2 separate regions of the Homo sapiens genome follow, and region 2 is linked to region 1. Evidence: read pairs that join two places in POLR2A ChIA-PET (ENCODE). Cell type or tissue: PC-9. All regions are shown on one strand. Each heading gives the region's core, and the rest is flanking DNA. Links, peaks and the distances in the headings are about the cores only.

Evidence for each region. ChIA-PET counts read pairs that join two places held together with the same protein. Peaks named below come from ENCODE experiments on the same cell type or tissue, not always from the same donor. Only the 100,000 strongest peaks of a DNase experiment are listed, where the experiment ranks them.
Region 2: POLR2A ChIA-PET joins it to region 1 with 14 read pairs; 4 of 35 experiments call an interaction of 5 or more read pairs at or near these places.

What each region holds. Positions count from the first base shown.
Region 1 is chr20:45,342,875-45,345,790 of GRCh38, forward strand. All of the region lies in intron 1 of SDC4 (syndecan 4), which reads right to left. Among named protein-coding and RNA genes, the nearest start is that of SDC4, 4.1 kb to the right of the region's middle. RefSeq lists an enhancer at 1-453. In PC-9, for the core only: no CTCF peak of the experiment used is centred there; DNase peaks (open chromatin) are centred at 687, 1,567 and 2,317; H3K4me3 peaks cover 2,500 bases; H3K27ac peaks cover 2,500 bases.
Region 2 is chr20:45,011,395-45,014,310 of GRCh38, forward strand. The region is part of intron 9 of STK4 (serine/threonine kinase 4); the gene reads left to right. Among named protein-coding and RNA genes, the nearest start is that of STK4, 46 kb to the left of the region's middle. In PC-9, for the core only: no CTCF peak of the experiment used is centred there; DNase peaks (open chromatin) are centred at 1,477 and 1,747; H3K27ac peaks cover 2,058 bases.

The DNA.
Region 1 (2,916 bases), core at 165-2,664:
CCAAACTCTGGCCGGGTTAAGAACCCTCGTCTAGGTGCTAATAAAGCCAGAACTTTACAAGTTTGCCAAACAGCGATGATGACCTTTGAGTGCCACAGGTGTTTTATAGAGGACACTGGAGTTCACATCAACAAAGTGACGTATTAACTGTGTGTGTCCCTGGGTGAGCAGCAGAGCTAGGACGGGGGCTGGAGTTTTCTGTACCCTCTTTTTCAGTCACCCAGCCTTCAGCAGATGGGACCAGAGAGGCCCCAGTGAGATGCAAGAATGTGCCCAAGGTCACCACTGTGTTAGTTAATGACAAACAAGCCCAAGAAGTCAGGCTTATTCTTCTAAGGTTAAATGAGACCCCAACTGTTGACATATGTGTTCTCTCTCCTCCCTCTCTAGGGCACCATGCAGTGAAAACATACGAGAAACTGGCTTTTCAGAACACTGTACCTTTTCTGTCCACCAACACCCCACCCCTCAAAGTGCTATTTGCAATCACTCAGCCTCCTTAAGGGTAGAAACTCTGCCCCTCCAGCACAGGAGGGTGACCCCAGGTCCTGGACAGTGTCCAGAGTGGTCTGATACCCTTGGCAAACCCCCTGCCCCCTCTCCCTCCAGGCTGCAAACTGTTCAGCATGAGGCTCCAGCAAATCCCAGCAGGAGAGGTGGGGCTGCCCAGAACTGGTTCTTGTTTAAACATAAACCCATTCGATAATTAGCAAACAGCCCACTTCTAAGATAAACAAATAGGAGATTTGGACTCCAAAAGCCCCACCCTAGATTTCTCCCTTCCCACCTCCCAGCTGTGGGGGTAGATAAGGGGGATAAGGGGGATGGAGAAAGCTTTCCAGGAGACCTGGGCTCAGAATCTTCAGAGATAGGACCCCCTGGCATGAAGGTGGCCTGGGCAAGGAAGGGAACTGTCACTAAGTAACACCTCCTCCCTACCAGGCATGGTACTAGGTGCCTTTATTTACAGCCCTGTCGTCTCCTTTAAGCTTCGCCACACCGGTATCATGATCTTCTTAACAGACCAGGAGGCTGGGGCTCAGAGGTGGAGTAGCATGACTGAATTCATGTAGCCAGTAAGAGGTGGACTTCGCACGTCTGGAGTTAAGTCTGTGTAACACCAAGCCAATGTTTCAATGCCCTCTGGCCAGCCCCAGGAAGCAAAGAGGAGTCCTCACAAACATCAGAAAATCCTGGGGTCACACCAAACCTGAACAGTACCAGCTTTTGCTCTCTGAAAAAATGCAGGCCAGTTGCAGCCTCAGTTTTGCCTTAAAGAGGAAAAAAGTACTACCTGCTCTGCAGAGGTCTAAAGCCCAATTTTGAGGACTGGCTGCACAATGTACAATGTCAAAGTCTACATGCAGGCAAGGGGCTGTGAAAGTGCGGGACCTAGTACAAACATGTCCTGTATGTCCCCTCGAGCCCCGGACACTGAAACAGTGACTCCCAAAGGACAAGGTAAAACTCTGAGCTCATTCCAACACCCCCACCACAGAGCTGTCCTATTAGCCAAGAGTTTGAAAGGAAATGGGTGACTCAGGCAGGCTACGCTAGCATGCAGTGACTCACAGCGCTCGGTCCAGCCCCTTACCCCAATTTTAAGCATTCATTTGGAAATCACACTCGCCTGTCCAGTCCGGGAGGTTGAAGGACAGCTAGGAGCCAACTTCTCCCAACAGGGAGATGGGGCTGGGAGCCCAGCCTGGCTTCCCCAGCTCCTCATTCAGGCAGGCTCAGCACTCCAAGTCCTTGGAAAAGCCCTCTGTTTCTAGGAGCTGGGGATGGCAGGAGCTGAATGTCCCCCCGCCACCCCAACTTCTCTTCTGAGACTGGGATTTGTTTAGACTCTTCACCAAGGAGGCCAGCAAAGGGCCCCTCCCCTCATCAATGGGCTCTCTGGGCAGGAAGGACCCTTGGAAGGCAATGGTCCAGCCTCCTTATTTTAGAGTTGGGGACACTGAGACCCAGAGACAGGGCATGTTTGCTCAAGGTCACCCAGCAACGCAGAAGTAGGACCTAAGGTATCTACCTTCAAACCCAGCAAATTTCCTCATCTGGAATATTCTGAGGACACTCAAACCAGACACCTTGCCCTATCAGAAGGACCTGGTTCTGACCTTAGGAAGCCACTGCATTGTTCCGAGCATCAATTTCCTGTAAAAATAGAGAAAATGGTACCTCGCAGTACTGGGAGATACTCATACTAGCAATAAATAACAGTAATGAACCATTTAGAATAAAGTTACATGCACGAATTTATTCATTCATACAAGCATTTCCTGAGTACAAACTAGGGGACAGGTATTTCACAAAAACAAATAGAGCAGAGTTCCTGCCCTCAGTGTGCGGGGGGAGAGAGGGAGGGATTCAGCATTTGGTGGAGTATGTTAATTCCCTCAAGTTAATTCCTTCAAGAGAGAGACCTCTTTTGAATAGTAGGTACTTAAGTTATTAATCAAATTGAGAGATGGAAAGGACTCTGGAGGCTACCCTGTTCAAACCTTTCATTTTAAGGTGGGGGATGTCAGCCCAGCGGGGAAAGAGGCCTCCCCCCAACCTCATGGAACCCTCCAAATCATGGCCCAAATATTTTCGTGGGTGTTTGATAACTCCCTGGGCTCAAGAAGTCCCAAGAGCTCTCACTGTTCACTCAAGGGTCCTAGAAGCCCCTAGGCTTCCGCCCCCACCCCTACTCCCATGTAATCAAGAAGAGGACGCTGTAGAAGACCAGAAATGTCCTTAAGCTAAAGTACACTTGATAGGTGATAGGTGGGGGACACTTCCCCACAACCGCCTGGGCCCGGGGCCAAGTCAGTAGGCTGTGCCCCTGGGTAGGAACACCTTTGGGTGGAGGGGACTCCCAAAACAAGGCTGCCTTTAATTGGCCTGAGAGGGAGTGGCAGGAAGGCAGAT
Region 2 (2,916 bases), core at 258-2,757, 330 kb before region 1:
TTTTAAGTAACCGCAGTGACACTAGGGCAATGTCTTTATTTTATTTAGTTGGGAGATTGGATACCTCATACTTGGCAAAGTTCAAATAAGAAGTCAGCCAAAACATCTCAAAATAGTCACTTTTTCTCTCCCTTCCCAGATTTCTCAGTGGACTTGACACAATTGGTGTTCTTTTTCTGTAGCATGGTACCATGCATATAGTTTTTAAACTGTAATCAGCTAAAATGGCCTTACTTGAATAACTGAATAAATTTTTTAAAAAACCTAATAATTCTTGTGTAGAACTGATTTGAAAGTTCTTGTGTAGAACATACATATATATATATATATATATATTTTTTTTTTTTTTTTTAAGTCAAGTTGTTGGGAGCCAGGACTAAGGCTTATGTTACAGTAAATAACAGTAAAAATATATATATTCCTGATATAGATCAGGAATTTGTTTTTGTTTACAATATGAGCTCTAGTAGTCTGTTTTATTTTTCCATCTGAAAGACTTGCTTCCTCCCTCTATCCAGGTCTTTGATCCTGTCACCTTCTCAGTCCTTCTTTGACTATTTGTCTGCAATAGATTTCCCATCCCCTTATTTTTCTTTTCATCACAGATTACTTCTTGAAATTTATATCACTCTTCTCCGATACAAATTTTTTTTTTTTTTTGAGATGGAGTCTTGCTCTGTCACCAGGCTAGAGTGCAGTGGCGCGATCTCAGCTCACTGCAACCTCTGCCTCCTGGGTTCAAGCAATTCCCCTGTCTCAACTTCCCAAGTAACTGGGACTACAGGCACGCACCACCACACCTGGCTAATGGTTTGTATTTTAGTAGAGATAGGGTTTCACTGTTTTGGCCAGGATGGTCTCGATCTCCTGACCTCGTGATCCGTCCACCTCAGCCTCCCAAAGTGCTGGGATTACAGGCGTGAGCCACTGCACCCGGCCTCTCCCATATAAATTTTAGGATCAGTATATCAAATTTTATAAAATACTACTGGAATTTTGACTTAATTGCATTGGATACACAGATTAATTAGGCAGAATTGCCATCTCTGTGTTAATTCTTTCTATGCATGAACATGGTTTATCTTTCAATCTGTTTGGTCTATCTTTTATATTCTTAGATAATTTTATAATTGTACCAACAAAGATGTTTTAGAGCTTTTTGTTAAATCTATTTTTAGATACTTATTTGTTGCTATTACAAATGGCATAGTTTAAAAAACTTTTGTTTCTAACATTTTTCTTCTATAGACAACTACTGTAGATATTTATGGACTGTTTTATTCATTGTAACAGGTTTTATGGAGATTGCCTTTTTAAAAAAATGGAGACAGTCTTATTGTCTATGAATTATGATTATAGTTTTTCCTTTTGATCTTTATATATAATCTTCTTCTTCTTCTTCTTCTTTTTTTTTTTTTTGAGGCACTGTCTCACTCTGGAATGCAGTGGCGCGATCCTAGCTCACTGCAGCCTTGAATTCCTGGGGCCAAGCAATCCTCCTGCCTCAGCCACCTGAGTAGCTGGGACCACAGGCATGTGCCACCACACCTGTGATTTTTTTTTTTTTTTTTTTTTTTTTTTTTTTATAGAGATGGGATCTCCCTGTGTTGCCCAGGCTGGTCTGGAACTCCTGGGTGCAGGTAATCCTCCTTCCTCAACCTCCCAAAGTACTGGGATTACAAGTGTGAACCACCAAGCCTGGCCAAGGTTTTTTTCTTATTAAGACCTCCAATACAGTGTTGCATAGTAGAGCTGGTAGTGGACATTCTTGTCTTGTTGCTCACTTTAAAGAAAATTCTTGGGATTTTTTACCATGGAGTCTGATTTTGCAGCAGAATTTGGTCGATACCCCTTAACAGGCTAAATAAGTTTTGGTTTATTTTTAGTTTAAGAGGTTTTATTTAAAAAAAATTCTTTAATTAATGTTGTTTTGTCTTTTTTTAATTTGAATAGTTAGCTTTTTAATTTTCTTGCTTACTAATACATTTAATCAACATTGTAACTTTTTCTCTTAGTTCTGTTTTAGCTGTATTCCATACATTTTCATATGTGGTATATTGTAAATATTTTTTTCCAGTGTGTAGTGCTTGTGCTATACACATTTATTTTTTAACCCATGAGTTATTCGGAAGTGTTTTTTAATAGCAAATGTATGATTTTTAAAAACTGCTTATTTAAAATTTTTAATTTATAGAATTGTGGTTGAAGAGTGTGGTCTGTTATATCAATTCTTTGTTATTTTTTGAGACATTGTGGCCTAACATGTTATTAATTTTCATTAAATGTGCTTTGTGTGTCTTAAAAATAATGTATTTTCTAATTGTTTGGTGCAGGAATCTGTAATTAGCAATCAGTTGCTAATTGTCTTTCATTTGTCTATCTTTACCAATTTTTGATACTTGATCTTTTAGCTTCTGGAGATTTGTTAAAATTGTTAAATTGTTAAAATTGTCACTGTGTGGTTGTGGGTTTTGTTAATTTTGGTATTACTCACATATGTCATCCAAAATAATATACTGGTGGCACTGAATACAATTGGTAGTACTGTGAAAATGATGGAATTTTTTGCATATTTTCTCTTTTATATTAAATTATATATTTTCTCTTTCTTTTATCTTAATATGCAGAAGAATAGTTTCACCATTATCCGTTTTCAAGCAACCATTTTTTTAAAGCAGAAGAATTTCTTCTGTTTTATTTGATCATTATGAAATAGGGTGTTAATATTTAGAGCTAAAATGAAAACGGTCCAGGATGTGGTGGCTCATGCCTGTAATCTCAGCACTTTGGGAGGCCGAGGTGGGTGGATCACTTGAGGTCAGGAGTTCGAGACCAGCCTGACCAGCATGGCGAAACCCCATCTCTACTAAAAATACAAAAAATCAGCTGGGTGTAGTGGGGCGTGCCTGTAATCCC